Linked DNA regions of Homo sapiens: all the other regions are linked to region 1. The links are chromatin loops, found by intact Hi-C in ENCODE. Cell type or tissue: PC-3. All regions are shown on one strand.

Region 1 (4,000 bases):
CAATCACCGGCAGCAAGATAAGGAGCAGTCCAGGAAAGTTTTCAGAAGGGGATGACATTGCTATTAAGACTTACGAGCTGAAGGGAATTCAGTAGCTGCAGATAGAGCCTTTCAGATCGAGGAGGTGGCCCGCGAAGGGGATTCCACTGTCACAAAACATAAAGGCTCTGCACTTCCGTTCCCCACTCCTCGGAGAAGGAGGGTAAAACACGAAGGCTCTGCACTTCCGTTCCCCCACTCCTCGGAGAAGGAGGGTGAGAAGAGCTGGGCCCTCAGAACCCAGGACCACATAAGAAGTTTTTTCTGTTTAAGACAGCCTTCTTCTCCACTATTTGTCTGGTAAATACCTCGTCTTCAAGCCCCAGCCTAAGGACGCCTCCTCCGGGAAGCCCACCATGACTTTTCCAGGCAGGGTTAGTTGTCCTGTCTGCTGCACTCCTACTACCCTCTGTTCTAGAGAGTTAGGGAAATTTAGAAGTTAGGCAAACAGGCTCTGCCACCATTCTGCCTGAGTTCAAATCCTTGCTCAGCCACTGCGTTGCTGAGTCATCTGAAGCAAGGCACTCCCCTCTCTGGGCCTCAGTTTTACCATCTGTTAAACGGCGTAACGATGGCACTGTCCTCCTGAAGTCACCGTGAGGATGAAACAAGGCAATGTCCCTAAACCAAGTGCCTGCCGTAGTGTCTGCTCTTGTTACTCATAACCATGGGCTGCTCTTACTGGACGGTGCTTGTGACCGCAAGAACCCTAAGGGCCAGGGCTATTCATCTCTGAATCTCTCTCTGCAGTGTTTAGAGGTGCTGTCCACAAGTCAGGTGTTCAATTTCTATCTTCTGAAGGACTGAACAAAACATGGCTATGAAAAGGGACAAAATGAATCAAGCCTTAATGCAAAGACACAGTAAATGCAGGTGAAATGACGGGAAAGGAGAAAGGAATGTAGGAAAGTAAATGGGGGAGAGGAGACGGTGCACCGCCTTCAGAGGAGAAAAATTCCTATTAAATTCCTGTTCCGCCTGTAATCTCAGCACTTTGGGAGGCCGAGTTGGGTGGATCACCTGAGGTCAGGAGTTCGAGACCAGCCTGACCAACATGGTGAAACCCCATCTCTACTAAAAATACAAAAATTAGCCAGGCCTGGTGGCAGGCGCTTGTAATCCCAGCTACTCGGGAGGCTGACGCTGGAGAATCCCTTGAACCCCGGAGGCGGAGGTTGCAGTGAGCCAAGATCTCACCACTGCACTCCAACCCGGACAACAGAGCGAGACTCTGTCTCAAAAAATAAAAAATTCTCGTTCATCTCTTAACGTGGGGACTTGCCCATTTATATTTGGACGGTATTTTTCTCTGGCTGTCCCACTTCCCGGGGCCTTGGAGCTCCCTCCCCCGCAGGGCGGCTTCTCTCCTCCTCCTCCCTCCTCCCTCCCGCTCCCAGGGGAAGGGCCGCGGCCGCAGCCCTGACCTCGCCTCCCACGCGGGCCAGCAGCCGGCCAGCCCGCGGGCGGGGCAGGAAGGGGGAGCCGAGGCTCCGGGCACCCGAGATCCTTAACTGCAGCTTCCAAAGCCCTGGCTGATCCTAATCAGTGTGGGAAAGGAGCGCCGGGCCCAGCCCGCCGGCCGGAGACGCCGCCTCTTTTCATAAACTTTATCGCCGCGGTGCACAGCCGCTGATAAAGCACCATAAATAAACGAGCGGGCGGGAGTGCGCGGCTGTCTGGAGGCTGCCGGAGCGCACGCCCTGCCTCGGCCCTGCAGCTCCCGGGGGAAATGAATCACACGCCGGGCTGCAAAGAGCAGCATGTTCTCCTCTCCAGACCAAGGCCGTAAATAATAATGCGTTCTTTCCCTACGTGGAGACCCTCACCTTTTGTCTTGTGCATTCCGTAAAAAGCTCAGGAGTTTCCTTCCGGCTGCCTGGCCTCCCCTCCTTGCCCCGGGGGGTTAGGAGTGCTCTGTTCTGACTTAGGCGTTTCCCTAGGGTGGAGCTCCTGGGCCTGGGTTGGGCCTGGGCGTGTGGCTCCGTGATCGTAAGTCCCCTCTGGCTCTTGCACAACAGACCGAGGCTGGAGCAGGGCAGGGAGGCCGCAGTGGGGCCTGGGTTAGGAGGGGGGTGGTTTGACATCTCTAGTGGTAAGTGATGGTGAGCCCGGTTCCCGCCGTGGTGGCCACGGACATGTGTGGTGGATAGCCTGCTGCAGCTGAGTCATCGAGGAACCCTGGGTACAGCTTATTCAGAGGCCAAGGGAGAGTGCATACCCTGATCACAAAGAAAGAAGACTTTGCCCCACTTGATGGCGTGTTCAGCAGGCCGCATGATCCGTGTCCCTTAGCTGTTGAAGTTTTGACTTGGGGGGTGCCCGAAGTTAATCTATGGTACAATTTTGGGGAGTAGAGTTTGAGGATGATTCCATGAACATGAAACAATCTAGAAAGTCAGTGGTGTGTGGAACAGCCCAAAGCAGGCCAGCTCCGCCACAAGGTCCAGTCTCTAACCCAACCCTGCTGCCACTCAGCTCTGTGGCCTCGGGCAGCCACTGCCCTTCTCTGAGCCTCAGTTTCCCCATCCTTCTAATGATCTCTAAAGAGATCTTCCAGCTCTTCTGCTCACTTAGTGAGAAATAACATCCTTGCTATAAATTCTTCCATTTCCGAGGTGTCCCAGCACAGGCCCCTCTGAAGAAACACTGTAATGTCCACTTAGAAGAAACCAGGGCGTGGGCCATTTCTGTAACTGACACCTCGTTAGCGAGATTAGCACTGGAAATTACCTCCTGGGGAGTTTACAGAGGTTCAGGAGCCCTCTAGCCAGAATAAAGTCAGCTTGTGAGGTAAAAAGATTTAAAAATAAAATCCAGTACTTGATTACAGCATTAGGTCAGTGTTTCTCTGCGCCCCAAGGATAAGCTCCATGGTGGCTGGGGTTCTGCTTCCTGTGAGAAGGATTGGCTGGCTTGAAACATCTCATCCCCAAAAGTCAAATGTTTCCTTTAGTGGGAAGCAGGGCCGGGAAGGAAGGAACTTCTGGTTGCAGCTCTAGAGAGTGGAATCTAGGAGTCCTGATAGATTATTTATGGTTCAGCACTCCTAGAGAGTGTGGATTTTGGGAGCTGACTCCTCCAGCCATGGCCAACAAGAGCCGATCACTCATGAAATAGAAATGAACAATGGCAGCCAGGCACCGTGGCTCACGCCTGTAATCCCAGCACTTTGGGAGGCGGAGGCGGGTGGATCACGAGGTCATGAGTTCTAGACCAGCCTGGCTAACATGGTGAAACCATGTCTCTACTAAAAATACAAAAATTAGCTGGGTGTAGTGGCGGGCGCCTATAATCCCAGCTACTCGGGAGGCTGAGGCAGGAGAATTGCTTGAACCGGTGAGGCGGAGGTCGCAATGAGCCGAGACAGTGCCACTGCACTTCAGCCTGGGCGACAGAGTGAGACTCCATCTAAAAAAAAACAAAAATAAAAAATAAAAGACATGAACAAAGGCCTGGTTCTTCTAGTACCCATTTCTGACACCACATGTCCCAGGAAACATGTGGCCCCAGACAGCCTTCATTTCCTGCTCTCCGGACAGAAGGCCACTCAGTCTTGTTTCCTTTATTTGCATAATGTCAAGAAAAATGAGTCACACCAGATTGTCATGTGTTAAGTAATATTGGCAAAGGTTTCCAACTGAGTTTAGAGTTGATTTCTTACCAAGGAACAATCACTCACTCTATTGCTGATTTATTACGATGTGAATGTGATCATTCTCTGAGTCTCAGTTTTCCATCCATGAATCCTTGTGATTTTTAATTTTTCATGTAGGACTGTCACGAGAAGTAAGATTTTTAAATTTCCAGAACAGAAATAGGTAAGGGAAACATCTAAGTGTGACTCCTCCAAAATCACTCTTGCTTCCAATTTTGTCTGCTGTTATGGAGGTCAGCAACTAAGGGAAAAAAAGGAGAAAACACATTAAAAAAAAAAAAGCCTGAATGTAAAAATAATTGGACT
Region 2 (4,000 bases), 160 kb before region 1:
TGGACCTTTTTGTCAAGGATGCTGTGTAGAAAAGGTCTGTTTTGACACATAGACCAATAGAACAGAGTAGAGATCTCAGATATAAGACCACACATCTACAACCATCTCATCTTTGGCAAACCTGACAAAGACAAACAATGGGGAAAGGATTCTCTATTTCATAAATGGTGCTGGGAAAACTGGCCAGCCATATTCAGTAAACTGAAACTGGACCCCTTCCTTATACCTTATACAAAAATTAACTCAAGATGGATTAAAGACTTAAATGTAAAACCCAAAACCATAAAAACCCTAGAAGAAAATCCAGGCAGTACCATTCAGGACATAGGCATGGGCAAAGATTTTATGATGAAATTGCCAAAAGCAATTGCAAAAAAAGCAAAAATTGACAAATGGCATCTAATTAAACTAAAGCGCTTCTGTACAGCAAAAGAAACTATCATCAAGAGTGAACAGGAAACCTACAGAATGAAAGAAAATTTTTGCAATCTACCCATCTGACAAAGGTGTAATATCCAGAATCTACAAGGAACTTAAACAAATTTACAAGAAAAAACAACCCCATCAAAAGGTGGGCCAAGGACATGAACAGAGACTTCTCAAAATAAAACATTTATGTAGCCAACAAGCATATGAAAAAAAGCTCAACATCAGTGATCATTAGAGAAATGCAAATCAAAACCACAATGAGGTACCATCTCACGCCAGTCAGTATGGCAACTGTTAAAAAGTCAAGAAACAACAGATGCTGGCAAGGCTGTGGAGAAATAGGAACGCTTTTACACTGTTGGTGGGAATGTAAATCAGTTCAACCATTGTGGAAGACAGTGTGATGATTCCTCAAGGATCTAGAACCAGAAATATCATTTGACCCAGCAATTCCATTACTGGGTATATACCCAAAGTAATATAAATCATTCTATTATAAAGATACATGCGCACATATGTTTATTGCCATACTATTTGTAATAGCAAAGACATGGAATCAACCCAAATGCCCAACAATGATAGACTGGATAAAGAAAATGTGGTACATATACCATGAAATACTATGTAGCCATAAAAAGGAATGAGGCCATGTCCTTTGCAGGGACATGAAGCTGGAAGCGATCATTCGCAGCAAACTAACACAGGAACAGAAAACCAAACACTGCATGTTCTCACTCATAAGTGGGAGCTGAACAATGAGAACACATGGACAGAGGGAAGGGAACAACACACACCAGGGCCTGTGGGGAGTAGGGAGGGAAAACATCAGGATAAATAGTTACTGCATGCGGGGCTTCATGCCTAGGTGATGGGTTGGTAGGTGCGGCAAACCACCATGGCACACGTTTACCTGTGTAACAAACCTGCACGTTCTGCACATGTGTCCCAGAACTTAAAATAAAATAAAATTTTAAAAAAGAAAGAATGTTTCCTTGATGAAGATATCTCTGCTTTTAAGATGTATCTGCATTTTTAATTACACTTCAGTACAATTGACGTGCCATTTAAGTAATTAATCTTCCACTAGAGGAAAGGAAAGGGAAGAGAAGGGAAGGGAACCATCTAGTCTTTTACTTATTAATTTTTATATTAGTAATTTTTATGATTATGAGAAGAATCTATAAACCATGTGAAGTGGAGAAAATTTGGTTACTAGAGAAAAACATGAAGTGGAAAATAAATACCACCTATAACCCACCACACATTTTGGCAAATGTGTTTCCAGTCCAGTCTTTTTATATCAATTAGATATGTACTTTTTTTATTGAAATATAATTCACATACCACACAATTCACTGGTTTCAATTGTACCACTCAGTGGCTTTTACTATATTCACAGAGCTGTGCCACCAACCATTGCCACAGTACAATTTCAAACATCTTCCCCAGCCTCTCAGAGAAACCTCCATCCCTTTTAGCTGTCACCCTTTCAGCTGTCACCCCTTAACTTCCCTCATCTCCTCCATCTCCAGCCCTGGGAAACCAAGAATCTACTTTGTGCTTGTATGGATTTGCCTATTCTGGACATTTCATATAAATCGAATCATATAATATGTGGGGGTTTTTTTGGTAACCAGCTTCTTTCACTTAGTATAATATTTTCAAGGTTTATTTGTGTTGTAACGTGAGTGCGCACCTCCTTCGTATGGCTGAGTAATAGTCTGGTGTTTGGGTATAACACAATTTTTAATCCATTCATCACTTGATAGACATTTGGGACATTTGGGTTGTTTGCGCTTTTTGGCTATTATGAATAATGTTACTATGAACTTTTGGCACAAATTTTTGCATGGGTGTATGTTTTCATTTCTCTTGGTTATATACCTAGAAATGGAATAGAATGGGCTTATGTGGTAACTCTATGTTTAACCTTTTGAGGAATTGCCAGACTGTTTTCCAGAGTCTCTCCACTATTTTACATTTCCACCAGCAGCGTATGAGAATTCTGATTTCTCCACACCCTCACCAACAATTTTTATTATTTGTCTTTTTTATGACAGCCATCTAGTGTTATATAATTTCATTGTGGTTTTTATTTGCATTTCCCTGATAGCTAATGACTCATCTTTTTATGTGTTTATTGATCATTGTATATAGTCTTATGGAGAAATAGCTTTCAGATCTTTTGCCTTTATTTAAAAAAAAAAGAGAGAACAAGTGTCTCTCTGTTGCTCAGGCTGGAGAGCAATGGTACAATCATAGCTCACTGTAACCTCAAACACCTAGGCTCAAGCCATCCTCCTACCTTAGCCTTCAGGGTAACTGGAACTATAGGCATGCAACAACATTCCTGCCCAAAAAGAAATTGATGAGGACTCCTGGGCTTAAGCAGTTCTCCCGCCTCAGCCTCCCAAAGGGCTGGGATTACAGGTGTGAGCCACTGCACCTAGTCTTTTGACCGTTTTCAGATTGTGTTCATTGTCTTTTTAGTATTGAGTTTTAAGAGTTATTTATATATTCTAGATACAAACCCCTTATCAGATATATGGTTTGCAAAATTTTTCTCCCATTCTTTTGGCTGTCTTTTATACTTTCTTGGTGGTGTTCTTAGAAATACAAATATTTTTAGTATCAATGAAATCCAACTTAACTATTTTTTCTTTTGTTGCTCATGCTTTTGGAGTCATATCTAAGAAACCATTGCCTAATGCTAGGTCATTAAGATTTATCCCATCTTTTCTTTTAGGGGTTTTCATAATTTTAGCTTTACATTTGAGTCTTTGATCCATTTTAAGTTAATTTTTGTGAATGGTGTGAGGAATGGGAAAATTTATCCCATGCCTCTCTCCTAGCTTCTGGCAGTTCTTGGCTTTTCTTATAGATAAATCTTTCCAATCTCTGCCTCTGGCTTCACATGGCTCTCTCCTGTGTATGTCTCTGTGTCTTCTCTTTTTCTGTCTCTTTATCAGGATTTAAGGCCCACTCTAAATTCAGGATGATCTCATCTCAAGATCTTTAACTTAATGACATCTGCCAAGACCCAATTTCCAAATAAAGTCACATCCACAGGTGCTAGGGGTTGGTATTTGGAGTATCTTTGGGAGGCACCACTCACACCTGTCCCGTGGTCTTCCTCTGAGGATGGGTGAGGAGAAGATCAGTTACTTACTCACTCATCTGCTCACTCCTCCAACAGCTATGCCAAAGGTCATAGGAGGATCCAGGGATATGATAATAAATTGGAGAGGATCCTTGCCCTGGAGAATATCACTATTTGGAAGGGCTTTGGGATATGAATAACAGAAACACAAGGAAAGGGATGGTGAGAGCCATAAGATTCGGAAGCTGAAGGACTAATGGAAGCAGCCCAGAGAGGGAAGGGCTTTCAAAGCAGAGGCTGACATTGTCAGCAAAGGCAGAGGCTAGAGAGCAAAAATAGGTCAGGAATCCTTGCAACTGAGTTTGGCAGTAATGGCGGGTGTGGGCGAGAGAGAGAGACAAAGATAGAGAAGCAGTCACCCAGAAAACTCAGGCTCCAACTGCCATAGTTTCTTTTAGGATATGTGAGGGT
Region 3 (4,000 bases), 130 kb before region 1:
AGTCTGAGGTCAGCTACCGGGATACTGGGGTGAAGGATGATCTGTGCTCTTCCACATGTGAGAAGCTGAAGCCCATGAGCCAGCCAGGTTGCCTGGGGCCACGGCAGCAGAGCCAGAGCTTTAGAGCCGCACCTGGGAGCTCTGACCATCTGTGAACCTCACCGGCGGGAGTCAGGGGGACAGGCTGCCACACACTACACAGCTGAGCTCCTGAGGATGGGCACACCCAGGACAGTGTGCACAGACGGCCCCTCCTCTCCTAACGCCTATGCTGACCATAGTCACCATGCACCTTTGTTAGAACAATCTTTCAGCTCAAACCAAAGCAACACACTAGCTGTTCAGACAAGCCAATACAGCCACTCTCTGACACTACACCCAGGACGTTCTGATGAGAGGCAAATGGCTCAGAAGTCCTCAGCCTCCTCTTGACCAGAGCATGGTTTAGGGCAAATGCTGTCTATATGTGACAGGGACCATTCCCTACCTCTGGTGTTTTCTAATTCCTTAACAGAAGCTAATCTTAATTTTAAGAATGCCATCCCAGAAATCTTTAATAGATGAGCTATTAAATCTCATCTTTAACTTTGGAGAATTTAGAAAGATTCTGGGATGAAGTTTAATAGTTCATCTCAAAGGTCACATGGCTAAAAAGTGGTGGCCTAGGACTCCAGCCCATTACATCCCACTACGCCTCCCCTTAAGACTATTCACAACAGGCGGGGTGCAGTGGCTCACTCCTGTAATCCCAGCACTTTGGGAGGCCGAGGCGGGTGGATCACCTGAGGTCAGGAGTTTGAGACCAGCCTGGCCAACATGGTGAAACCCCATCTCTACTAAAAATACAAAATTAGCCGGGCGTGGTGTGCATGCCTGTAATCCTAGCTACTCGGGAGGCTGAGGCAGGAGAATCACTTGAACCCAGGAGGCGGAGGTTGCAGTGAGCCGAGATTGCGACATTGCACTCCAGCCTGGGCGACAAGAGTGAAACTCCACTCAAAAAAAAAAAAAAAGTATATATATATATACCAGTCACAACAACAGCAATGATAAAGGCTAATGATTGCTGAGGGTTTGCTATGTGCAAGCGCGTTTTTTCACGTAATCCTCACAGTAGCACCATGAGACTGTTCTCAGCCTCATTTTAAAGATGAGAGTTGAAGCACAGAGCGGTAAAGAAACTTGCCCAAGCTAAGGTCACACAGCTACGAAGTGCAAAGGCTGGATTTCAAACCAGTCTGTCTGCCTCTACCCAAGCTCTTAGCCACCCCACTCTACAGCAAAGCAAAGCAAGATGTCTGCAATAACTAACCCCCATAGCACCCTTGAGTCCTGCTGTCCTGGAGAAAAGCTATCTGCAGCTCTGAGTGGGAGAGTAGGGAGCCACCCCATCATGGGGTTACCAAAGTCCAGAGTCCTGCCCCTGGCATTGTCAGTTTAGAGATTAGGTTTCTATCAGCCTCCCAGAGAGGAACAGGTTCAGGCAGTCTGACTTATGGTGACTCAGCCCACAAGGGAATGCGCCAAACCCAGTGAATTGATTCACCTGTGAGATACACTGGCCAGAAAAAAGATTGTGGTTTAGCGCCCTGGCTTCAGGGTCAAACACAGCTGGGTTTGAAACTCCATCCACCACTTCCTAGCCCCATGACTTTACACATGTTACTCACTCTTTGGACATGAAACTCAATCTCAGTTTCAGCCTCTGGAAATGGGGAAAAATGCCAATCTTGTGCAGTGGCTGTGGCTTAAACCAGATGTGTGTAAAATAGTACAATAGGAGCTCAATAAATGTCAGTACTTAAAATTTTCATTATTTGTATTGTTCCAAAAACCAGGCTTATTGGGAGGCCTACATGGGCAGATCATGAGGTCAGGAGATCGAGACCATCCTGGCCAACATGGTGAAACCCCGTCTCTACTAAAAATACAAAAATTAGCTGGGCATGGTGGTGTACGCCTGTAGTCCCAGCTACGTGGGAGGCTAAGGCAGGAGAATTGCTTGAACCCAGGAGGCAGAGGTTACAGTGAGCCGAGATCACACCACTGTACTCTAGCTTGGGCAACAGAGCAAGACTCCATCTCAAAACAAACAAACAAAAAACAAGCTTGGCCACCTGATAAGATCCTCCCTGCACAGTGGGTAGGTCCCACCATAAACAAAACAAAACAAAACAAATTCCAGCTCAAAAGGCTGCTAAGAAAGCCCAGATTGGAGGAAGGGGACTTATCCCTCAGCTTCTGATAGCTGAGTGAGCTGTCCACCACCCTTCCCTCACCTCCAACCCCAGGGTATTCCTATTTGAACCTAGGGTGCTGTTTTGGACCAGGAACCCTGGCTTCTCCTGGACGGAGCTGCTCATAATAACAGTCTCCTTTACCAGTACCTCCTTCTCACTGGAAGTCCTGACCTGCCACCTCAGCTTTGCAGCGCCTGGTGGGTAAACTCTTGTCCCCTCTCCGTGGCTCTGGTCAAAGGTACCTTCATTTGTGAGGTCTTCTCAGAACCCTCAGGCACAGTTAAATTGATCACACACTGACCACATGGAGTACACTCCCAGCACTGAGACACGACAGTGAAAAACACAGAGGCGGTTCCTCTCTGTCTCGAGCCTGAAGCCTAGTGGGACAAGGAACAAGCAAAGAAAGAAACAAAATTTTTAGAGCTTCTGGTAATTGCAAAGAAGGAACTAGCCAGTGTGATGTGATAGAGAATAACTCTGGGGCAGGGCAGTGCAGTGGTCAGGCAAGGGGAGGTGGCATTTATTCTGAGACCTAAAGAGCAAGCAGCAGCCAGTCTTGCCCTAAGCTGGGAACACAGATTTCTGGAATAAGGAATAGCTTTTCCCTGCTGGGGAAAGAAAGAACTTGGCATGTTCCTCATGATCAGAAGACCAGGCCGGAGCAGAGGGAGTGGGCAGGATAGGGGAGGAAGAGGCATGGCAGTCAGAGGGAGGCACAGGCCTTGATCCTCTGTGAACCCAGCTGCTTGTGTGGTAGTGAGAATATGACTCGTTACCATTTACTGAACACCTACTATGTGCCAGGCACTTTCTATAAACTCTGTCATGTAATCCTCATTCTCCCAGCCACCCCTACCCATACACAGTGTCTCTCTTCATGCTCTTGTCTTGCCTATTGTCGCTCTCTGCAGGTTTGTTTCCCTGCCCACCCCACCCCATTAGACTGTAAGCTCCTCTGTAAGACATTCAGTCCCCCCGCATGTAGCACCAAAACACAGGGCTGTCATGCCTGCGGAGTTTTAGTCCTCACTTGGTCTTGAGCAATTACAATTTGGGGGATCAGTGACAGAAATTGATGCTTTCAGATAAAGTTCCTAGAAACATACTAGGCACCTGGATGTGATGGTTTAAGAAATAACTCAGTTGCACTGGTAGCACACTCAGAAGTATTATTTAGGCCAGCTCGTTCTTTGGAACTATGCACAGGGGCTAATCTCACCCCTTTGTGTGTTAGTGTCTACTGCAGGGGGTGACAGGCCCAAACTTGCCCCCAGATAGAAAGATGTGCTCTAGACAGGCCATAGGGACCATGCTGCAGGAAGCAGGAATGAGCCCATTCCATTCAATACACTGTCACTGGACACCTACTATGTGCGTGACTGTGTGGCAGATGTTCTACTGGACATAAAAACGAATTCAGTGTCCCATGCTCTTTAGTTGGAATATTGCAGGGTTGAGCAGGTGCAATGTTGTAATAGAGGTAGCAGGCCTGAGCGTGTGCAATGTTGTAATAGAGGTAGCAGGGCTGAGCGTGTGCAATGTTGTAATAGAGGTACAAGCAACACAGGGATAGGGAGAAGGTGATCCACATTGCAGGGGCCTAATTACAGGGGGCCCTGAATGCCAAGCCAAGACTTGGAAAATTAGAAGGTAAGTAATGGAAGAAGCGAGAATCACAAACGTGGCTTTCGTTTTTGTTTTTTTAAGTACTCTTTTCTTAAAGAAGGAAATTGTAAATGTTCTGTTTTGAAAGGACT
Region 4 (4,000 bases), 75 kb before region 1:
TGGATATGCGTTTGCCTATTCTGCATGCAATGCCTCTGCCAAGACTAGCATCCGTGGGCTCACAGAATGCCTTAGCCACTGTCATGGTATTCCACACAACATTGCCTCTGACCAAGGCACTCACTTTGTGGCTAAAGAAGTGTGGCAGTGGGCTCATGCTCATGGAATTCACTGGTCTTACCATGTTCCCCATCATCCTGAAGCAACTGGATTGATAGAATGGTGGAATGGCCTTTTGAAGTCTCAATTACAATGCCAACTAGATGACAATACTTTGCAGGGCTGAGACAAAGTTCTCCAGAAGGCCCTGTATGCTCTGAATCAGCGTCCTATATATATATGGTACTGTTTCTCCCATGGCCAGGATTCATGGGTCCAAGAATCAAGGTGCAGAAGTAGAAGTGGCACCACTCACCATCACCCCTAGTGATCCACTAGCAAAATTTCTGCTTCCTGTTCCCACGACATTACATTTTGCTGGCCTAGAGGTCCTAGTTCCAGAGGGAGGAAAGCTGCCACCAGGAGATACAACAACGATTTCATTAAACTGGAAGTTAAGATTGCCACCTGGACACTTTGGGCTCCTCCTACCTTTAGGTCAACAGGCTAAGAAGGGAATTACAGTGTTGGCTGAGATGATTGACCCAGATTATCAAGTTGAAATCAGCCTACTACTCCATAACGGAGGTAAGGAAGAGTATGCATGGAATACAGGAGAACCATTAGGGCATCTCTTGATATTACCATCCTCTGTGATTAAGGTCAATAGGAAACTACAACAGCCTAATCCAGGCAGGACTACACATGGCCCAGACCTCTCAGGAATGAAGGTTTGGGTCGCTCCACCAGGGAAAAAACCACAACCTGCTGAGGTGCTTGCTGAAGGCAAAGGGAATACAGAATGGGTAGTAGAAGAAGGTGGTCATTGATACCAGCTATGACCACGTGACCAGCTGCAGAAACAGGGACTGTAATTGTCATGAGTATTTCCTCTTCCCTTCTTTTGCTAAAAATATGTTTGTCCAGGTATATGCTTGTACTAAGAAAATATCTTTATTTTATTTCCTTTTCCTTTATCATGTGACATAAGATTTATTGACTTCATATCAGCATTTAAGTATTGTTAACTTTATGTAATAGTATTTGGGTTGGGGATTGGTGCATTTATCATTGTACCAATGATAGTCGTATTATGTTAGGTATAATTATGACCTTATTATTTTCTTTATTTGAAGATTATGTGTGATCTCATGAGATGTGTATGAGTTCAAGTTGACCAGGGGTGGACTTGTGATGGTTAATGCTGAGTGTCAACTTGATTGGATTGAAGCATACAAAGTATTGTTCCTGGGCGTGTCTGTGAGGATGTTGCCAAAAGAGATTAACTTTTGAGTCAGTGGACTGGAGAAGGCAGATCTACCCTTAATCTGGTGGGCAAAATCTAATCAGCTTCTAGCAAATACAAAGCAGGCAGGAAAACATGAAAAGGAGAGACGGGCCTGGCCTCCCAGCCTACTTTCTTCCATGCTGGTTGCTTCCTGTCTTCGAACATCGGACTCCAAGTTCTTCAGTTTTGGGACTTGGACTATCTCTCCTTGCTCCTCAGCTTGCAGACAGCCTATTGTGGGACCCTGTGATCATGTAACTTAATACCTAATAAACTCCCCTTTATGTATATATGTCCTGTTAGTTCTGTCCCTCTAGAGACCCCTGACTAATACAGGTGGTCAGGAAGGTGACATTTGAATAAAAAGCATGAGTCATGTTAGTATCTGGGGAAGACTGTTCCAGGCAGAGAGGACAGCAGATGCAAAGCTCAGAGGCAGGAGCATCCCCAGCATGCCTGAAGAACAGGAAGAGGGCTGCTGTGGCTGGTTAAAATGAGGGAGGAAGAATTTAGGAGATAGTAACCCCAGACTTTTGGCTCCCGGAGCTAGTCACTAAGAAGAGGTGGGAGTGAAGCATCTAATACTCTCATCCTGAGAGGCTGCTGGGAGGAGCTGCTATTGCTAAAATCTTGAGCTTCTTGAATAAAGCGCATTGTGTTTTAGAAAGGAGAAAACTATGACTCATTCAACTGTGTAGTTAGTGACCTGCTTTTCATGAGCTCCCAGGAAACGCTCTGCACCCAAACCAAGTCAGTTCTGCTCTCCAGAGATTGTTTGATTTGTGTTATTCAAGAGAATTATTTTTCCTTCCTGTCAACTTACAAGGAAGAAATGTCTCAGCACTGGTATAGTGTCAAAGACTTAACAATTGGATATCTGGGGAAAAATACAGATAGGTACATAGACAGATAGACATAAGTTTATTGTAAACTTTACTAATATAAAGAACATGTACAACACAATTTAAAAATAATAACACACAATACTTGTATTAGGGTTCTCCAGAGAAGCAATAGGGAGATTTTGATATATAAGATGGGATTTACTGTAGGAATTGCCTCACACTCAGTTACGGAGGCTGAGAAGTCCCAAGATATGCTGTCTGCAAGCTGCAGAACCAAGAAAGCCAGTGGCGTCGTTCAGTCTGAGTCTGAAGGGCTTAGAATCAGGGTGTAACTCCAAGTCTTGAGAGCAGGGCTGGGATGTAGGGAGTAGAAATGGGGGGTGCGAGGGTGCTAGTGTAAGTCCTGGCATTTGAAGTCCTGAAAGCCAGGAGCTCTGATGTCTAAGGGCGGGAGAAGGTGATGTTTCAGCTCAAGAAGAGAAGGAGAATTTGCTCCTCTTCTTTCTTTTTGTTTTCTTGAGGAGGGCTCTCAGTGGATTGGGTGATGTCTACCACACTGGTGAAAGTGAATCGTTTTTACTCCATCTAAGAATTTACATGTTCATCTCTTCCAGAAGCACCCTCACAGACACACCCAGAAAAAATGATTTGCCAGCTATCTGGGTATCACTACACCCAGTCACTTTGACACATAAAATTACCCATCGTAATACCATTTACGGTAAATTTTATACAGCCAAGTGAGACTCACAAAAGGCTTTCATTGATTGCTGCTGAAACTTTGAATATGTAGCCAATCTATGTGAGCAGCTGACAAACAGCTGGAGCTCTGGCATGAATGTTGGTTGATATTTTCATTTAAGTGAATACGTAAGACAGAAGTGAAACAATAAAGGTATGTAGGAAGTTTACTCTTTCATCAATGATATGCAGCTTCTTTGCAGAATTGGGTAATAGTTTTTGAGTACTAGAAGAATACTTCCTCAACTTTTTGTGCTATTCACCATGTAATGGCATGGACAAAACATACTGTTAAATTTAATCTGCATTATTAATATTTTTCCATCATGTTCTTAAGTCAAGATACCAGCAAAACAATGAATCACCCTCAGGTTTCTAGCACTTGTCCATTTCCGTAGTGTAAATACTCACACCACAACTGATGTCACATGACCAACACGACATCACTGAATGCAGCTGAGAAGAGATGGACACCATTCTGCAGTGTCTCCGTCTGCCATGTAGCTACCATAGCTGCTAATAACCTCAAGAGTATGTGTAATGGTAGAATATAGTAAAATAATCTGGAAGCAATGAGTTTTGAGTATTCGTTTCCTTTTCATTTTTTAATTAATTAATTTACTCACCTACTTTGAGAGATGGGGTCTTGCTATATTGCCCGAACTCCTAGGTGCAAATGATCCTCCCGCCTCAGCCTCTACCGAGTTAATGGGGACTACATGCATGCCTTTGTTTCCTTTTTGAGGATATAATTTATTTAATTATAAATCCATAAAATTTAATTTTAATAATGGCTGTATTTAACAACTGACCCACAAAACTTCTAAAATTTTAACAATTGTCTCTCTTGAGCTGGTTGTAAACCAGCTCCAGTGCACCCCTGTGTCTTAGTGGTGTCCTGTCCTGTCTTCACAGCTGATTTTGAAGTTTCAGGCTCTTTGCCTCTTTCATCCTTTCTAAAGGCAGTGGTGTGAAATAGACAATTAAGGCCTAGGAGGGATCCACAACAGTACCTCATCTAGATACC
Region 5 (4,000 bases), 220 kb before region 1:
AATGTATAAAGGTTTTCAAATGAAGAACCTGGCCTGACTGGCATGTGTCCTTATTATGATCCCAGCGTGTCCATCTTGCAGAGGGCTTAAAGATGATCCACATCAGCTCCCACATTACACAGACAGGTAAGGCACTTGCTCCAGGTCTGGGAGCTGTTTACAGCAAAGCCAGGACTAGAACCCTGTGTCCAGCTCTAGCTCCCATCTCAGGGCCAAAGCTACAAGGACACCCGCCCTCTCCGTGTGACCATGGAGGATGCCGGGGCTGAGATTTCCTTCCTGGAGCGCTCCAGGTATGCATTCTGACGGCTCACGTTACTTTCTTCTCAGTGGCGGTCCTTGGCTCTAGAATGTGATCTCCTTGGAGATAGACATGGCACTAGGCGTGCGGATCCTGTCTGGAGTGGGCAGAGCTTCTTCTAGAATACCAGGGCTTCCTGCCACATTCTCTTCACTGCACGGCAGTTTGTCTGTGTTCTCTGAAGTACTCTTCTGGGTTAATTTGCCCTAAGGGAGGAGAGCAGAGATTGGAAAAGTCAAAATATTAGATTACGTGAATATCGCTTATAAATTACTTGGAAATTCAATTCTACCACTATCCCCTGAGAATGTCCTCATTGCTGGGAACTGTCCTCACTGCTGGATCTTTGGGAGGAAGGAGGGTGATGAAAGGAAAGAGGAAGATGCTGTAGACACTGCCGCTGCACTCCAGGGTCTCAGAATCTGAGTGGGGGAATAGTCAATGGGAAGAAGGAGCTGTAAAATAAGGCAGCCTAGAAGAATGTGAAAAGGTACAAGCCGAATACAACACCAGCAGACTCAACAGGGATTGTTTAGTTTGGAGGGAGGAGGTCCCTAAAGGCTTCCAGGAAAGGATGGCATTTGAGATAGGTCTTTGGGAAATGGGATCTCAACATTTAGAGACAGAGAAAGGAGCATTTGAGGTTGAGGGAGCTGTGAGTGACAGTATGGTCAATGCAGATGCAGAACGGCCTTGGGGGTGGAACTAGAAACAGGTAAGGGGCCAGTGTGGCCGGAACTCAGTGCACATAGGAAAATATGAAGAGAAGGTGTTGGAGGGATGTGGGGTCATGGTTTGAGGTGCTTGAAGAACCCATAAAAGTATCTGGACTTATCCTATATGAAAAAAGGAGGTGTTGCCTGCAGGATTTTGAGGTGAGCTGTGCTTTAGGAATTTTTTTTTTTTCACATTGGAGGGGAAAAGACTAGAGTCAGAAGCAGTCATTTTAGAGAGAAGAAATAATCGTGATGACAGGAAGATCCCAGGTCCCCTGCTTCCAGCTGGCGAGGAGAGAAACCAAGCTCTTTGGTTCTTCTTAGACTTTGTGGCTGCTCTTACAACTTGCTGAGAGAAACTTCTGAGCTGGTGTTTCAGCAGCTTTAGTTAGAAGCCAGGAAATGTAACTAGTGATGTTGGTGGCCCCTCTGCGATGGGTGGAAGGCTGGCGTCCTCCCCACTACCATGCAGGAGAAATTGTGCTCCCACGCTAACAGCTGGGACCCCAGTGTGGTCCTGAGTCGGCGACTGTAAAGCTACATTTTCCAACTAAGGGATGCCTCAGGAAATAATAAATCTCTCAGGATTTATGGGCCAGGAAATTCTTTCAGGAGAGAAAATAGAGAAGAGGTAAAGCAGAGATGGGGCAAGGCAGGAGAGCAGCTGCCCAGGACCCTCCTGGCACAAATATTGGGCTTGGTGAGTTGCGGAATTGCCCATCAGAACTCATGGCTGAGAAGGACTTGAAGGATAATCTAATAGGATCTCTTTTGCTTTCCCCTTCATTGAACTCATGCTTCCTTCTCTGCAAAGTAAGAAGGTTGAACTCAATGACCTCCAGGGTCTTTGCCTCCAGGTTATTTGATGCTTGTGGTGAAGCCAGTCTTCTCACTAAGGGCTCTGGTTATGCCACATGCCTCATTTTCCCCAGCTGAAAATGCAATCAACCGAGTCACCTATCACCCATGTTTGGGCTGAGGATTAACGATGGGAGGACATCTGGAGACTTCCCTCGGAGGGATACAGCTGGGTCTGATTACCTCTTATTTACTGTCTTTTTACTCTGGAGACGGCCCACATACTCACCCTAAGGAACAATGACAGAAGCATGCAGACCATCCCAACACACCCTCCAAAACACCCCCAGCCCAGCAGCCAGTCGCCATGCATAAAATGCATAAATCCACAAACGCAGACTCGGGCACACACATAGGCACACGCACACACGTCCTCTTTCTTCGCCTTTTCTGCCTGGTGTCTGTCAAACAGTGCATCCCCTTCATTCTCAGAGATCTGAGACCGGCCTTGTTCTGGAGTTGGTGAATTCCAGCACACCCCCTGCCTTCATTCCAAGCTGGAGCTCCGGGTGCCGTCAGCAGATGGCGCCCGGAGCTCTCAAACGACTGGGTGAATGCCTCGGGCCTGAACTTCTGGCCTCCCCACTCCCACCCTTGGAATGGGATAATTTGGGAGTCATCTGTGGGAGGGCTGCCAAGGCCTTAAATTTACTACTTGGAGCTGGGATAATTTTCCCCAGACGGGGCATGGAGGGGGAGAGAGGAGGAAGGAAGCGGGGTGGGGGCTGCAGACCTGGTCAGGGCCACGACAGCTCCAGCTCTGCCAGCCAAAGAAGGCCTCACTGAGAGGCCCCATCCAAAGGGGTGTCTGAAACAAGGGCAGGTCACACCCTGGAGGGGGAAATGCTTTCACTGCTATGAAAACCCAGGAGAACAGAAGGATTTACAGACAAAAAATAAAGCCAACAAGAGCTTCCAAATCATGTCTATCCCTCCCACTTCCAATCTCTGACTCATCTTCTAAGCCCAGTTTCAACCTCACCTACTGTGTGAAGCTGTCCCTGACCCACACACCTCCTGTCAGCATTAACCATTCATTTCCTTTTAACTTTTTATTCTGGAATTTTCCAAGCATATACAAAAATAGAGAATATGATATAACAAACTCTCTTATACCCACGCCCAGCTTTAATAATGACAATTATCAATGTTTTGCCAAATTGTTCATCTATTCTCCAACCTTTTTTCTGGAATGTTTTAAATCAAACCCCAGACATCATATCATCTCACCCCAAAACACTTAAGATGTTTTTCCCTAGCGTTACTTATTTATTTATTTATTTTGAGATAGAGTCTTGCTCTGCCGCCCAGGCTGGAGTACAGTGGTGTGAACTTGGCTCACAGCAACCTCCACCTCCCAGATTCAAGTGATTCTCCTGTCTCAGCCTCCTGAGTAGCTGGGATTACAGGCTCCCGCCACCCTGCCTAGTTAATTTTTGTATTTTTAGTAGAGACAGGGTTTCTCCATGTTTGCCAGGCTGGTCTCGAACTCCTGACCTCAGGTGATCCGCCTGCTTTGGACTTTCAAAGTGCTGGGATTACAGGCATGAGCCACCGGGCCTGGCTTTCCCTAGAGTATTTTAAAACAACCTAGACATCTGCATGCATCTCTGACTGAGAAGGACTGCTTTCCCTTTAACATAACCACTTGCCATTATTATATCTAACATTTACAATCATTCTTTATGGCACTTAGCTCCCTGTGGCATTTGTCATGGTTCGTTTGGTGTGAGAGTTACACCGAACATAAGTGTGTATCCCCTCTATTTGACTGTAGTTGCGTTTGGAGCATGGATCAGACCTCACTTATTCTGGAGTTCTCAAGGACTCCCAACAGCACCTGCTCAGAAGCCCTGGAAAGTCAGAGCACAATTAAGGACATTCGCTCTAAGAAGACACTCTCACGGTTATCGCTGGAACCCAGGGTCCCTCCAATTGGAAATGTGAAGTCAAAGGAGGAAATTGCTCTTAGGCTGAGTCACAAGACTCGTGTCCTTTTCTCCTGAGGTAGATAAGAGACACACACACAGGCAGATACACACCTCATGCCTCCAGGAGCCGCAGAGGCAGAGAATGCAAAAAATGTGGTGGTGCCAGCCGCAGCGAGGTCTGGAAATGCCTTCTT
Region 6 (4,000 bases), 320 kb after region 1:
GCCTGGGAGCACGCCCCGTCTCCAAGGGACTGGGGTCGGGGGTGAGGTGATTTCAAGGTGCACTTTCCACTCCAGTCAACATTTCCTGAGTTCCTGTGTGAGGGCTGGCCTCGGTGCTAGGAATCTGGGTACACGAGGGCTGAGACAGGGTCCCAGTCCTGGAGACATTCACATCGCCTGTGAGAAGGGCCCTCACAGAGGCAGGGACAGACGGCCAAGGAAAGCAGAATGGGTAGTGATGTGTTTCATCCTAGAGGACGCAGCAATTGCTGTAGGTCTTAAAGAATCAAAAGAATCAATAGACTTTTTACTAGTAAAAAAGAGAGGGCCAACTGGGCATGGTGGCTCACACCTGTAATCCCAGCACCTTGGGAGGCTGAGGTGGGCGGATCAATTGAGGTCAGGAGTTTGAAACCAGCTGGGCCAACATGGTGAAACCCCATCTCTACTAAAAATACAAAAATTAGTTGAGCATAGTGGTGGGCACCTGTAATCCCAGTTACTCAGAGGCTGAGGCAAGAGAATTGCTTGAACCTGGGATGCAGAGGTTGCAGGGAGCTGAGATCAAGCCACTGCACTCCAACCTGGGCAACAGAGGGAGACTTCATCTCAGAAAAAAAAAAGAGGGGGAGGCAGTTCAGGCAGAGGGAACAGCATGAACGAGCAGGCAGAGGACCTGCTGCCATCCTCCTAGAAGGAAATATATCACCAGGGGTCCAGCACAACAGGAAGCCCACTAGTATTGCAAACAGAGGGAATTTAATCCAGGGGACTGGCTGCATAGATATAGGTGGTACAAAAACTGACAAGGCAAAGCAGACAGCGAGCAGACCAGTGTGCAGGGTGTGTTTGGGAAGTGACTGGTAGCCTGGTAATGGGGTGTGGGGTGTACAGCGGGGGGAGGGGTGTGTAGAGGATGGCACAGGGCTGGAAGGCAGCTTGGGAGCAGAGTGGAAAGGCTGGTCCTACGGTGCATGCTTGATTTGCAAAGTTACAGAGCCTCGTCTAAAGCATGGCCTGGTGGGCTTGAGCAGCCGTGGGAGGGTGGGCTGCTGGGCTGGCCTTGGTGGGAGGCTGCTGGGGTTGACCAGGGCAGGACTCGCCCAAGGCTGCTGCCAGAGAGGAGAGGTGGGGTGGGCTCAGAGACATTCCCAAGGCTCAGTCTTCTGGCTCAGTGACGAATTGAGTGGGGGGAGGGACGTCAACAAGTCTGAACACTCTGACCCGGTGCCATCCTCCTAGAAGGAAGTGTATCAGCCAGGGGCCCGGCCCATCAGGAACCATGCTAGTATTTCCAACAGAGGGAGTTTAATCCAGGGGACTGGTTGCATCGGTGGTATAAAAACTGAGAAGGCAAACGAGATGGTGAGCAGCCCCGAGGTGAGCAATGGGAGGACGGCGCTGCACCATTTGGAGCAGGAGGGACAGAAAAGGGAAGCAGGTGGAGCCCGGAGGCCGGGAGCTGCCCACCAGGCAGAAGCCACAGCAGACCTGCGCAGTGGGAACTGGCGCCGGGGAGGCGCAAGCCCTGCTAGAGATGCTTCCTAGAGCAGGGACCCAGGGGAGGAAATGCCCCGGCGTCTCCCCTCCGCCCACCCTCTCCTCACCTGCTATTGGCCAAACCTACCTGGAGCAAGGGACCTGGGGAGCGTAACCCTGAGATACAAGCCAGCCCGAGAAGAATGGGCATGTGTGTGGGAGCAGCGGGCCGACAGGAGCACAGGAACACCAGAGGAAGCAGCTGCGGAGAAGAGACCGTGCGTCCTGATCTGAAGATGGGAAGCGAGAGGTCCCTCCAGGAAGGAATGTCTAGTTTGCAGCAGCATAGAGAGTAGGATGGCTGGGGAGGTAGATGTGGCAGGCGCGACTGTAGCTCTCTGTCTCAGGTTTTCTCAACCCAGGGAAAAGCTGATTAATGCCTGAGTCACTCTGTCCGCGAGCTGAGCCTCCTGGGTGGGGCAGGGCAAGGTGGTATCGGGTGATTCGGGGATGTGCCAGCCTCAGGGAGGGGAGAGAGGATAGTGTGCGGGAAACAGAGCTGGCCTGGAGAGGCTGTCACGCCCACAGCATCACCCCAGTTCTGACGGCAAAGCTGTGTGACTTTGAGCAAGTGAATGATGCGCTCTGGGCTTCGATTTCCTCGTCATCACCAACCCCTGCCTCCAGCACAAGCTGCTCCACACCAGGCAACCGCCTGTAGTTGCCCAAACTCTGTGCTTCCTCAACACCCAGGCCTGCAGTAGACGCCACCCCCGACCTGGAATCTCCTTCCCCATTCCCACACGTCTTACTTTCTCCAGTCTTTCAGATTCAGTCCTAGCAGACTCCCAGCACTTTGGGAGGCCGAGGCGGGCAGATCACGAGGCCAAGAGATTGAGACCATCCTGGCCAACGTGGTGAAACCCTGTCTCTACTAAAAACTCAAAAATTAGCCGGGCGTGGTGGCGCACGCCTGTAGTCCCAGCTGCTCAGGAGGCTGAGGCAGGAGAATCGCTTGAATCCAGGAGGCGGAGGTTACAGTGAGCCGAGATCGCGCCACTGTACTCCAGCCTGGGGACAGAGTGAGATTCCATCTCAAAAAACATAAATAAATAAAAAATAAACCCCCCCCCACACACAGCAAAAACAAATCACAAAGACAAAAACGAAATCCCTTCAATGCCCATTTCCTGAATCAACTGCATCCCCCAGGAACTGCTTTGGGATTTTACTTATTATTTGGGATTATTTGTGCTCATTTCCCCTGTACCAAAAGTCAGAATCAAGTTAGCTGCGCTGTGTCTCTGTCACAAATGTCTGCTTGTATAAATAGGAGGGGGTACAAGCATGTGTCCACACACGCACACACGCCTCTCTCCGGATAAAGAGGTCTCGGGGTGAGGATTCTGGAACCCGTCCTTCCACACCTACTGCGTCTGGTCACTGTCTCCGAGGCTGACATTCCTCACGCCGAGGGATGGGCAGGCAGAAGGCTGCAGGCAGTGCGCCAGCCAGGTCAGCTTACAGCGAGCTGTCAACCCAGTCACTGACGCCTCAGCGAGGCCATAAATAACAGCGGTGAAGCTGCAGCAGGCCACCCGGGCCTCCCCCAAACCACTCCTCTGCCATCAATCTCGCCTGATGACTGCTTGGCGTTCAGGCTTCCGCGTGACCCGACCACGGCCCCAAGCGTTCTTTGGGGCGCAGTGTCCCTTCCCAGGCACGGAGTGGGTCAGCCAGGAGCACACTGCCTCGCAAGGTCCCCGTGTCCTGCCAATGTACTTTCTGGATGCTGGAGGCAGGCTGAAAAAGACTCCCATCACTCAAAACCCCACCCCTCTCAAGACCGGCTCCAGAAAGCTGAGTTCCATCCCCGTTGTTGATCCGGTCATGGTGGACTCTGTACCAGAAACGATGCCACACAGCAACTGCTGCCCTCCGCCATGCAGCAGCGACTCACCCTGTGCCCAGGCTGCTCTTGTGTTCTTTGCAATGTGAGTGGGCAAAAGCCGACATATAAGGCAGCTCTTCCGCTCAGACTCCTTTTGTCCCGCCCTCAGCGGCAGGGACCTTATGTCCACGCCCTTGGTTCTGAGGCTCCAACTCTCACCACCCTAAAACATCCACCTAAAATCACAGACCACCACACATACACCCACACACCACATACACACACACCACACACACCATACACCCACACACCCGACACACAGACCACACACACACCACATACACACTACACACACACACCATACACACACACACCCGACACACAGACCACACACACACACATACACACTACACACACACACACACACACACCAGACACATACACCCACACACCACATACACACACACACACACACACACACCGACACACAGACTACACACACACCACATACACACACTACACACACACCACATACACACACACTACACATACAAAACACACCCGCCACACACACCACATACACACACACTACACACACCATACACACACACCACACACCACATACGCACA

The links. A loop is a pair of places that touch in the nucleus more often than their neighbours do. Peaks named below come from ENCODE experiments on the same cell type or tissue, not always from the same donor. Only the 100,000 strongest peaks of a DNase experiment are listed, where the experiment ranks them.
Region 2: a loop joins it to region 1, with 7 times the contacts of the local background. A loop is called at or near these places in 7 of 110 quality-filtered maps.
Region 3: a loop joins it to region 1, with 5 times the contacts of the local background. A loop is called at or near these places in 13 of 110 quality-filtered maps.
Region 4: it touches region 1 in a loop (7-fold over the local background); 4 of 110 quality-filtered maps call a loop at or near these places.
Region 5: a loop joins it to region 1, with 4 times the contacts of the local background. A loop is called at or near these places in 47 of 110 quality-filtered maps.
Region 6: a loop joins it to region 1, with 7 times the contacts of the local background. A loop is called at or near these places in 39 of 110 quality-filtered maps.

The regions. Positions count from the first base shown.
Region 1 is chr3:194,001,720-194,005,719 of GRCh38, forward strand. LINC02026 (long intergenic non-protein coding RNA 2026) reads right to left here and starts at 1,940. Exons shown (of 3, transcript NR_033944.1): 1 at 1,866-1,940. LINC02028 (long intergenic non-protein coding RNA 2028) reads right to left here. Exons shown (of 3, transcript NR_136179.1): 3 at 3,737-3,935. RefSeq lists a silencer at 1,466-1,635 and an enhancer at 1,999-2,514. In PC-3, no CTCF peak of the experiment used is centred here; DNase peaks (open chromatin) are centred at 1,782, 1,872 and 3,602; H3K4me3 peaks cover 1,622 bases; H3K27ac peaks cover 3,238 bases.
Region 2 is chr3:193,837,905-193,841,904 of GRCh38, forward strand. It overlaps LINC02038 (long intergenic non-protein coding RNA 2038), which reads right to left. Exons shown (of 3, transcript NR_146718.1): 3 at 2,924-4,000. Among named protein-coding and RNA genes, the nearest start is that of LINC02038, 4.1 kb to the right of the region's middle. In PC-3, no CTCF peak of the experiment used is centred here; a DNase peak (open chromatin) is centred at 2,417; H3K4me3 peaks cover 655 bases; H3K27ac peaks cover 1,575 bases.
Region 3 is chr3:193,870,978-193,874,977 of GRCh38, forward strand. LOC105374286 (a long non-coding RNA gene) reads left to right here and starts at 3,806. Exons shown (of 5, transcript XR_001741076.2): 1 at 3,806-3,893. In PC-3, no CTCF peak of the experiment used is centred here; a DNase peak (open chromatin) is centred at 1,504; H3K27ac peaks cover 2,121 bases.
Region 4 is chr3:193,927,062-193,931,061 of GRCh38, forward strand. It overlaps LOC105374287 (a long non-coding RNA gene), which reads right to left. Exons shown (of 2, transcript XR_007096293.1): 2 at 2,292-4,000. Among named protein-coding and RNA genes, the nearest start is that of LINC02026, 75 kb to the right of the region's middle. In PC-3, no CTCF peak of the experiment used is centred here; DNase peaks (open chromatin) are centred at 1,770 and 2,050; H3K4me3 peaks cover 485 bases; H3K27ac peaks cover 2,524 bases.
Region 5 is chr3:193,778,559-193,782,558 of GRCh38, forward strand. No RefSeq gene overlaps it. Among named protein-coding and RNA genes, the nearest start is that of LINC02038, 63 kb to the right of the region's middle. RefSeq lists silencers at 2,350-2,409, 2,662-2,956. In PC-3, a CTCF peak has its summit at 2,392 (motif pointing right); DNase peaks (open chromatin) are centred at 2,473, 2,793 and 3,903; H3K27ac peaks cover 1,478 bases.
Region 6 is chr3:194,320,958-194,324,957 of GRCh38, forward strand. No RefSeq gene overlaps it. Among named protein-coding and RNA genes, the nearest start is that of LINC00887, 10 kb to the left of the region's middle. RefSeq lists a silencer at 1-77 and enhancers at 1-77, 1,246-2,445. In PC-3, no CTCF peak of the experiment used is centred here; DNase peaks (open chromatin) are centred at 1,224, 1,974, 3,014 and 3,494; H3K4me3 peaks cover 3,415 bases; H3K27ac peaks cover 3,864 bases.